Regions from separate parts of the Homo sapiens genome. Here region 2 is linked to region 1. The links are chromatin contacts, found by Hi-C in ENCODE. All regions are on one chromosome and are shown on one strand. The core of a region is the stretch at or near the end of the contact, and the rest is flanking DNA. Distances in the headings are between cores, read along the strand shown. Region 1 overlaps EPHA4 (EPH receptor A4). Region 2 holds the start of SGPP2 (sphingosine-1-phosphate phosphatase 2).

Region 1 (4,864 bases), core at 242-2,741:
CAAATGCCCCTTTTCAGAAACTGTCCATCATTTAAAGTTCGACGAGAAAACTTGGACTTGCTTTGTGGCCATAAGACCCTATATTTTCAGATTTCCTATAGACGATGTTTTGTTATATCCTGCTTTAAAAAAAAAGTGTTTAAAACTACATTTATAGCCACCCTAGCTGTTGCACTGCACTGTTTTTTGGTTAAAACATGCACCTGCTTTGTTAGTAAAGGAACCTTTGCCAAGTGAATTGTATGTGGGAGGGTGTGACTAACTCTGCAAAGGGACTTATCTCTTATCCTATCTGCCTGAGCTCCCAAGGCTGCCTTTGATAAGATTTATTTCTTCTTGCACCAGCCCCACCCCTCCAACCTTTACTGCTATCTTTCCTCTGAAAATTATTCATATCTAAATATTTTAACTTTTCAAAACTACTCTGCTCTCTGGTTTCATATTTTGTTGAGTGATCTAACCCTTCCTCTGGGAGACAAGTGCTCCCAAGCAAGAGAGCATTACAATTCTGCCTCCCCTGCTCCTCCCACCTTTTAAGTATTATCAGCAGACCTGCTTGCTTACCCGTGTTAGGATTGTGCTGTTTCCTTTTTGGCAAGCTTCAGCCAAGCCCATAATGTTGCAAGGCTGTTTGAAGGGAAATGTAAGTCACAATGGCAAGAAACATAGAAACAGAAAACATAGGAACAGAAAAAGAAAAGTAAATCTGAAATGATCTTCGTACAGCTTGGTTCACAGCAAGGAGTGGTCTGAGTTGCTTTCTGTGTCTAGACATTTAGATGCTAAAGGCAACTGTGTCATCATTCATTCATTCATTCGTATACTTAGTCTACATATTTGTGGTGAGTAGCCATCGTTACAGGTTACAGGTTACCAAATGTTAGAGATGTAATAGTAAACAGGATGGGCGTATTTGCAGCTGCTATGGATCTGAGAGTGTGTTCTGCAAAGGGTGATAGACATGAAACCTCAAAACACACAGTTCATGACTGGATTACAGTTGTGCAGCAGGAGCGGGTAAAGAGCGGGGTCTAGGGAAGAGAGATTTCCTAACCTAGACTACAGGCATCAGGAGAGGATTCTTGTTTCTTACAAGCTGGAGGTGAGGACCATTTTGCATTGGAGGATAAGGACTGAGCTCTTAACCACAGAAGCCATGGAGTGGGGAGGGGGAAGCATGAACAGTTTCAGATCTGAATAAATCCACTCAATTTCTCAGTTTTCCTGAAAACCAGCTACCTATTTTCTGCCTCCCAATTAGATGAAATTCTGTTCTGGGAGGAAACAGGAAAGTAAAGACCTCAGTTGTAAAACAACACTGCGCTGCCCACACCAGCAGCTACCTAATGTCAACCTGAAACCTCATAACTCACTTACTTCAATGGCTGTTGACAAACTCTTGTCAGCTGCACCCTTAGTTCCGGTTTGAATCACGCTCAGGAAGCTGGCCCCTCGGCTGGCTTCCTCAAGTTAGTGGGTGCTGTCATGCAGCTGCTATCAAGGTGTGGCCCACTTGCAAGTGGTCAGGACCCAGGGCCTGGTGGCCAAGCCTCATCAAAGCTGTTGTGATAGCACATGCGGGTGGCATTCTTGAGCTGGGAAGTGGTGTCCCAGTCTGCTTAAGTAGATGCAGACATGACTCATTTGGAAGGATACAGCCAAGGGGAAAATCAAAATTTGCTTTGTATGTCACTTGTTTGGAATCTTAAGTCCACTTAAAAAAAAAAAATGCCCTGCAACTGTGAGGAAGAGCAGAGTTAGTCCTTTATGTCACTTACTTGGAACTCTCGACTCCCGGCTCGCCCTCCTCCACCCTGGTCCAGGTGGCCATGCCCTCTCTGCTGGATCTCAAGGGCCTCCTTACAGGTCCCCTGCTTCTAATCATACTTCCTGTCATCCACGTTCTACCAGCAGCCAAATGAATCTTTTGACAATTTGTATCAAATCATATTGCCAGACTGAGAATAAAAACTAAACTCCTCACTGAGTTAAGGGCCTGTGGGCTCAGGATGACCACTCTGATCTCAATCTTGGCATGCCTCTTGCAACATTTCCTAGCATCAGTAATCTTCTGTCTGTCTAATACATGCCTACTGTAGGCCTTCTGCAACTTTCTCTTCTTCCTGGCATGCTTTCCCATGTAATGTTCACAATTGCTGGCCCTTTATTAATTGAGATCCCCTATGAACCACCTTCCCAGCCCCATCCTCAGTCTCTCATATTACCAGGTTTATTCTCCTGTACAGTTCTATCCCTGCCAGTAGAATATGTGCTCTGTGGAAACACAGGCCGTGCCAGTCATCCCTTCCCTATGTCAGGCACACGTAGGAGCGCTCAGCAATACATGTGGATGAATGAACCTTCACACCATAGAGCAAAGACATTTGTTTCCCTCTTTTTTCTGATCTGATTTTTAATAAGTGACAAAAAGAGCACAGGAGTGCTTGGGAATCTCTGCTAAGACAGGTAAGAGAAATTTCAATAAACAGTTTGGAGGGGTGGATTTATTTGGGGAAAAAAAAGGACCTTGCTCACAGTCCTAGGGCTGAGAAAGTGTTGGAGCTCAGTTCCTGAGCTCCATAAATGAGTCTGCACCAGTCCTGGAAGGAAAGATAAACGTGCTGGACTAATGTGCTCAATGGCATTTGAACTGAATTGTAAGTGACTTTGGGGTTTATCAGAGCATCCTAGGTTATTTGAGAATCACTGAATCTAGGTCGGGCATGGTGGCTCACCCCTGTGATCCCAGCACTTTGGGCCGAGGCGGGCCGATCACCTGAGGTCAGGAGTTCAAGACCAGCCTGACCAACATGGTAAAACCCCATTTCTACTAAAAATACAAATATTAACCAGGGGTCGCGGCGGACGCCTCTAATCCCAGCTACTTGGGAGGCAGAGGCAAGAGAATCACTTGAACCTGAGAGGCGGAGGTTGCAGTGAGCCGAGATCGTGCCTCTGCACTCCAGCCTACAGGACAGAGCAAGACTGCGTCTCAAAAAAAAAAAAAAAAAAAATCATTGAATCTATCAGATCATGGGAACCGTATAGACTTGGAATTTTTGAGGATTAAAAAGAGATATTTTAAATTATTTAGTCTGGTACTCTTAGAGGAAACTGACCCCTAGAAACCTTAAATTGTTAAATGTTAGGAATGGAATCCAGGTCCCCTTTTCACAGAGCCTGGCCTCTTCTCAGTCATTGTATTTCAGCCATTCACTTCCTCCACTTCTACATAGCAGGGAACGGATTCCTGGTTGTGTTTTTGACAGGAGAAATGTAACCTTAACACAGCCTTGAGGAAAACATGAAGGTGATCATCCATCTGCCAAAATTTTTAATGCTATGTTTTGTTTTTCTTTCTTTTCCTGGGGGAAGGATTTATGACTTCATCTTTTTTTTTTTTTTTCCCTTCAAATCTGAGCCTCTTTAGAAATGATCCTGCCTCAAGGCTAGGGGGAAAAAATCCTATTTTAAAAAATAAAATGTAGATCTTCTTATGGTCTGCTTTCCAGACACAAAAGAGATCTATGTCTTTTATTATTATTATTTTTGAGACAGGGTCTTGCTCCGTTGCCCAGGCTGAGTGCAGTGGCACAATCACGGCTCACTGAGGCCTTGACCTCCTGGGCTCAAAGGATCCTCCCACCTCAGCCTCCCCAGTAGCTGGGACTACAGGTGCATGCCACTATGCCCAGCTAATTTTTAAAAACTTCTCGTAGAGACAGAGTCTCACTATGTTGCCCAGGCTGGTCTCAAACTGCTGGATGTAAGCAGTGTTCCTGTCTTAGCCTCCCAAAGTGCTGGGATTACAGGCATGGTAAGCCACCCACCGTGTGTGATGTGGCCAGGATCTAATTTTGATTGTTGATTAAGAGTACTTTTTAAGTAATTTTCAACTGTTTTGTGATATATGAAAAAGAAGACTAATTAATAATGAGATATCAAATAATGTTTCTTAAATTGAGGTAGCTTGGCTGGCCGTGGTGGCTCATGCCTGTAATTCCAGCTCTTTGGGAGGTCGAGGTGGGAAGATCACCTGAGGTTGGGAGTTCGAGACCAGCCTGACCAACATGGAGAAACCCCGTCTCTACTAAAAATACAAAATTAGCCATGCATGGTGGCGCATGCCTGTAGTCCCAGCTACTTGGGAGGCTGAGGGAGGAGAATCGCTTGAACCCAGGAGGCAGAGGTTGCAGTGAGCCAAGATCGTGCCATTGTACTCCAGCCTGGCCAACAAGAGCAAAACTTCGTCTCAAACAAACAAACAAAAATTGAGGTAGCATCTTGTAAATAGAATCCTAGAAAAGGTTTTCAACTTCCCATGCCTTTTATAGTCATTTTTGAATGTTGGTCTAGAGATCTGCTTGGGATGAGTAAGATTTTTTTGTACATCTGAGATAAATTTAGGTTGTTAGTGACATGCTGTTCTTTTGTATTTGATAATAAGCCTGATCTGTTTCTCTTGCTTTCTTTAAATGGGTCAGTTCTGGCTTCCAGCTCATCCATGTTTTACAAAGAACAGTTGTTCCACTTTTTCTTCTCTCATGACCAAACACTTTGGGAGCATGTCAACATCATGGTCTTGTTTTTATTATGATTAATATCAATTTTTCACCCATCGTTTGTGTTTAATATTTGGGATGAGAAACGGACAAACAAATGAGCAGATTCTGACTTGGTATTTCTCCTGCATGCCATTTGTGATTTATAATTTATACATGGAAGGATTTACTGACCTACCTGATAGTCCCTCCCAACAAAGATAAACACACTTACACGTCATCAGGGTAAGTAAGATGCACTTGAAAGGGACAAATAATTCACCTGCAAGCACTTTTGGCTTCATGCCTTTTCCCATGAATTT
Region 2 (4,467 bases), core at 48-2,547, 910 kb before region 1:
GGTTCTTCGTAATTCCTCAGTTACTACATCTAGAAATTTACACGTAAGTAAAGGCCACCTTTCTTTCACCAAAACCTTCTAGGAAGAACAAAATGTGGCTGTGTACAAGGAATTCGAATTATTAATACGTTTATTTCTGTTCTCCTGCGCCACACTTTTGACTTTGCCGAGGGAAAAGGCAGGTGCTGCCAGTGCTCCCGGTAGACATGCGTCCCCAGAAGCCAAGTGCAGCCCGTCTGGTCCCTGCTGCCTAAAGTCCCTGTGCACTGCGACGACGACGCACGCTGGTTCCCCCCAAGCCGCAGTGGGTTGTATAACCACGCTTTGAACACCTAGCGGGAGCGTAGCGAGCTTCCCTCCCAGAAGCATCTGTTAGAAGTCACTGGTGTCGGTCCATAAAAGACCCACCAGGCAGGAGGGACCCCCAGACTCTGGGGGAGGGCAAGCGAGAGTTGCTGTTAAGACATCATCGCCGGGGGTAGTGCAGGGAGGTTGTAAATCTCTCTAGGAGCTGTGTGAGCCCCAAGTTCTGTGCCCAGAGCTGGCGGTGCAGCGCGGTGAGGAGCGCGCTGAGCCCGGCTGCACCCGCATTTGTGCGCATCAGGGAAGGGGGATGGGCGGAAATGCAAGAATACGGGGGTGGGGGGGAGTCTAAGAACGTCTCCCCGGGGAAGTGCCAAGGACATCCCCGCTCCTCCGTTCCATTACGTAACTCTTACATATTTGCTGGCATCTACGTGAATTTAACTACTTTTGAAAGTGGGAAGTCTCTAAATGGACTGCATTGAAAGCGTCTGGGGATATCTCAATAGACCCGGTTGCCCCTGGCAGCGTTGGAGGGTGGCATCCTGGTTACTGGAAGGCCAGGCCTCCCCGTCCGCTCGCAGCGGCGGGAGCCGGGTCACTGCCGGGGACGGCGCCCTCTCGGCCCGGCCGGCCCCGCGTGGCGGAGTCGCAGGGACCCGCACGTCCGCAGCCGCCCCCTCCCCGTACCCGGCGAACACCTGCCCATGGTTACCTCCGGCGCCGCGGCTCTGCGCAGCCCGTTGGCCGGAGCCTCGCCGCCCTTGCCGTTGGCTGCGGGGAGATGCTCGACCCCGGGGACCCGCGCCGCGCGCTCCGTGGGGTCCGCGCCGTTCTCCCGGGGGCCTTCATCCGGAGCGGGGAAGAGCCCGCAGCGGCGCTGGAAGCGGGCGACGAGCTGGGAATCCTGCAGGCTCCGCAGCAGCTCGGCCATGGTGTGCCCGGGGCCGCGCTCCGCCGCCGCTGCCACGCCGGGCCGGTGCCCTCCGCTGGCACCGCCACTCCCGCCTCGCCCCCGCCGATCCCGCACTCCGGGCGGAGGCCGGGCGGGCGGGGCCCCGGGCCCAGCCAACAGGTGCGCCGCCCGGGTCCTAGCGCCCGCCCAGGTGTCTGCCTCCACCTTGCGCAACGCGTCCCCCTTTCTCTCCGTCCCGGAGGGCTTGGGCGGCCCCGGGCGGCCACGGGGGCAGGACCGCCTGTAACTGGACGGAGGAGTGCCGATCTCCGAACTGCGCCTCTCTTCTCCCGGCGCCCCCAACCCCCCACCCCACCTTCTTCCCCCGGCAGACGTAACACTAATGGGAGCGGCCGAGCGCGCGTGCACCTGCGGCCGCTCCCATTAGCCCATCCTTTTGGGCTCAGGCTGATCCCACAGTGACCTTCCTTGCAACTCTGAGCCCAAGGTGAAGTCGGATTTCCTCCCACGCCAGCTCCCCACAGCCAGCCACGTACTCTCACCTTCCTGCAAGACTAGTTCCCAGTAAATACAGCGAGCCCCCCAGGGAGAATTCCCAAGTTCTTTCCAAACTGCGTGATGCAACGTCTCCCTAGAGGTCCGAACACCCTTGAGCTTGCTCAAGTACCCAGGAGGTTCAAAGTGGGCCCTGAGTCATCTTCCGCGTCGCTGCCCCTGCCCTTCTGATTTGGCAACTGGGGAACATTTTCAGGTGGGTGGGAAGGAAAGTCCCTTCTGGGTTTTCCGCATTGAGAACAAAGATGCTTACCGCTTTCTCCTACTTCTTTCTTTCCGCTCTGCCTCTCTTTAAGCAATGACACTGGGAAAACCCCACCAGACCATTTAGGGAGTTTAAACGAGAAGAGAACAAAGTGCTGGAGGACTGGGGACAGGATTAGGTATCTCATTGCACCTGCACCTGCTTTAGAGCACTCAGCAGAAGATAGCAAAGGAAACATCCTGCAGGCCGGCCTTGGTTTTCCCTCCTCCCTCCTACATTTCCCTCCTGGGCTCAGAGATCCCTTGGGAGGCAACAATCAAATTAGGCCCAGGTGATCAGTCTGCAACAAAAGTGCAATTCAACCCCGTCTTTCGTTTGCAGCAGAAACCTGCATGTTTCCTGATTGTCCATGCAAAGCCTACTAAGAATTTGGTTGCACAAATGATTAATGAACACCTGTCAATGCCTTATTTATTCAGTTGTCCTTTTAGGCCTGAATGTCTTTGGGATGTGACTTTCCAGGATGATGTAGTCCCCTTCATGCCCTAGTTTCTACTTTTCTTGCTTCTCAGTCCTGTCTGGAGAGCAAAGTCAAGGGGACTGAGAGAATGCTGAAGCTCTTAAGGGAAACCATTTTCCTCTTACAGAAGACACGCAGAGTTATTGTCATGTCTGGCGGGATCACACACAGAAATGTCCGGCCCAGGAGGTGGAAGCATCTCTCCACAATGCTTCTGGCTGTCATTTACAGGTGTGAGGCAAAACCCTGTGGTTTGGTTTTAGAAGCTGGAGCTGTGATCGTTGGGGACCTGTTCTGCTTATGTGTTAAAGAAATATGTTTTCCTGTGAAGGCACTTGCATCATGTGTCTCCCGAATTTAGTGCTTCGATTTTTCTTTCTACCAGTTAGGAAAAATAGGCAAAGCAAAACATGGCACACGCAGCATTAAGTTAATTGCCAAAGAATTGTATTTGTAGACAGAGCATTTTATCTCCATGGAGGATCAGTTACTGATTCCAGCTTCTAGTGGCTCACCAAGTCACCTGATGTAAGTCACCATATGTCGCAGTTTATCCCTGTAATGAAATGATAATCCTCACTTCTTGTCTTTCTTATAAGGCTCTTGTAAAAATAACCTTGAGACAAGCTCTATAAGGCCTAGTGAGATCATGATAAGAAGGTGTATTGTGCTGGAGTCATTCAATCTAGGAAGGAATCCTCAAGAGAATTTGGCTCTGAACATCTTGAGTAGGACATCTTGAGCCTCCTGGGCAGTGGTAAAGTCCATTTCCCCAGAACCTTTTTTTTCTAAGGCCCAGTCTGATTATTCTGAACATGAATTTCCCAACCAACCTAACAAAAATCAACATCTTTGAGAAGTGGTAGGACTGAAAGACTGCTGTAATGGTGCAGAGATATCAAATAGTAGCTTGCAGTCATGCAAAAAATTTTTTTTTCTTGATACCAGAGAAACACCCTGTAGTTCTTTGATCACTGAACACTAGTCATACCTGTGGGAAATACATTTCACATCCCGCCCCCCGACCTTTTTTTTTTTTTTTTTTTTTTTTTTTTGCCAGGGCAGAAATCCAGTTATTTGTACTTTGCTCACTTGTATATATGTAACAATTACAAAATGACATATTTAAAAGGAATCAATGATGGATATATTAATACTAGTTCGGATAAAGGTTAAGCTACTATAACAAAGAGACCCCAAAATAGAGTGGCTTAAGGAACACAGACATGTATTTCTCTTTCATAGAATGGTTCTAAGGCAAGCAGTTGAGGTTAGTAGGAAGCTCTGCTCCATGGCCCTACTCCATGACTCTGGTTCTTTTCATCTTATTGCTCCACCATGCCCTGAAACTGAGCCTTAGGTCATCGTCCTCTTTTGCATGGTTGAATCTGGGTTAGGGCTGAACATCTGAAGTTCAGCTCCTGAAAGGGTGAAGAGAGAGAGTGTTCTGAGCAGCAATGTCTTATTAAGCAAGTGAGGCAGAAGTTCACACATCACTTTCACTAACATTCCATCAGTGAGAAACAATTGGAAATGTTATCTCTAGCAGGGCAACCTTATGTCAAGCTTAAGCTATATTCCTGTGGAAGAAGTGGAGGACAGAATTTTTTTGTGGGCAACCAGCAGTCTCCACCAGTATTAGGAAACTAATGTTGGTTAAAATGTTGTACAGTAAAAATCCATGTTATAATTCAGCCATAATCTACACATTTTATCTAGGCAGCTTGTCATTCACTTGGCATGTTATAAATACTCATGTGCAGATAGAATTTTTTAAAAGAAGCCACACTAAAAATAAGTTATTCCAAAAGACAATTGGCCAGGCATACATGCCTGTAATCCCAGCACGTTGGGAGGCTGAGGCGGAGGATTGCTTGAGGCCAGGAGTTCAAGACCAGCCTGGGCAACACAGGGAGACTCCATTGCTACAAAAAAATTGTAAAAGTTAGTCAGGCATGGTAGCATGAA

The links. A loop is a pair of places that touch in the nucleus more often than their neighbours do. Pooled maps may share reads with other maps.
Region 2: a map of CD4-positive, alpha-beta memory T cell shows a loop between it and region 1 (14-fold over the local background). The contact joins the promoter of SGPP2 here to the enhancer-like site in region 1. A Hi-C loop is called at or near these places in 1 of 168 maps with a recorded cell type or tissue (CD4-positive, alpha-beta memory T cell), 3 of 37 single-sample maps with no recorded cell type and 12 of 50 pooled maps.

Annotation. Positions count from the first base shown.
Region 1 is chr2:221,514,503-221,519,366 of GRCh38, reverse strand. The region is part of intron 3 of EPHA4 (EPH receptor A4); the gene reads left to right. Among named protein-coding and RNA genes, the nearest start is that of EPHA4, 55 kb to the left of the region's middle. RefSeq lists enhancers at 1,027-1,526, 1,384-1,678, 1,527-2,028, 1,002-2,201. Within about 2 kb of position 1,491, at least 22 of the 41 ENCODE cell types and tissues checked have a DNase peak (open chromatin) inside an H3K27ac peak, as active enhancers do.
Region 2 is chr2:222,421,373-222,425,839 of GRCh38, reverse strand. It overlaps SGPP2 (sphingosine-1-phosphate phosphatase 2), which reads right to left and starts at 1,297. Exons shown (of 5, transcript NM_152386.4): 1 at 1,019-1,297. The coding sequence starts at 1,237. RefSeq lists enhancers at 304-363, 414-563, 1,754-2,053 and silencers at 864-913, 924-1,153, 1,244-1,593.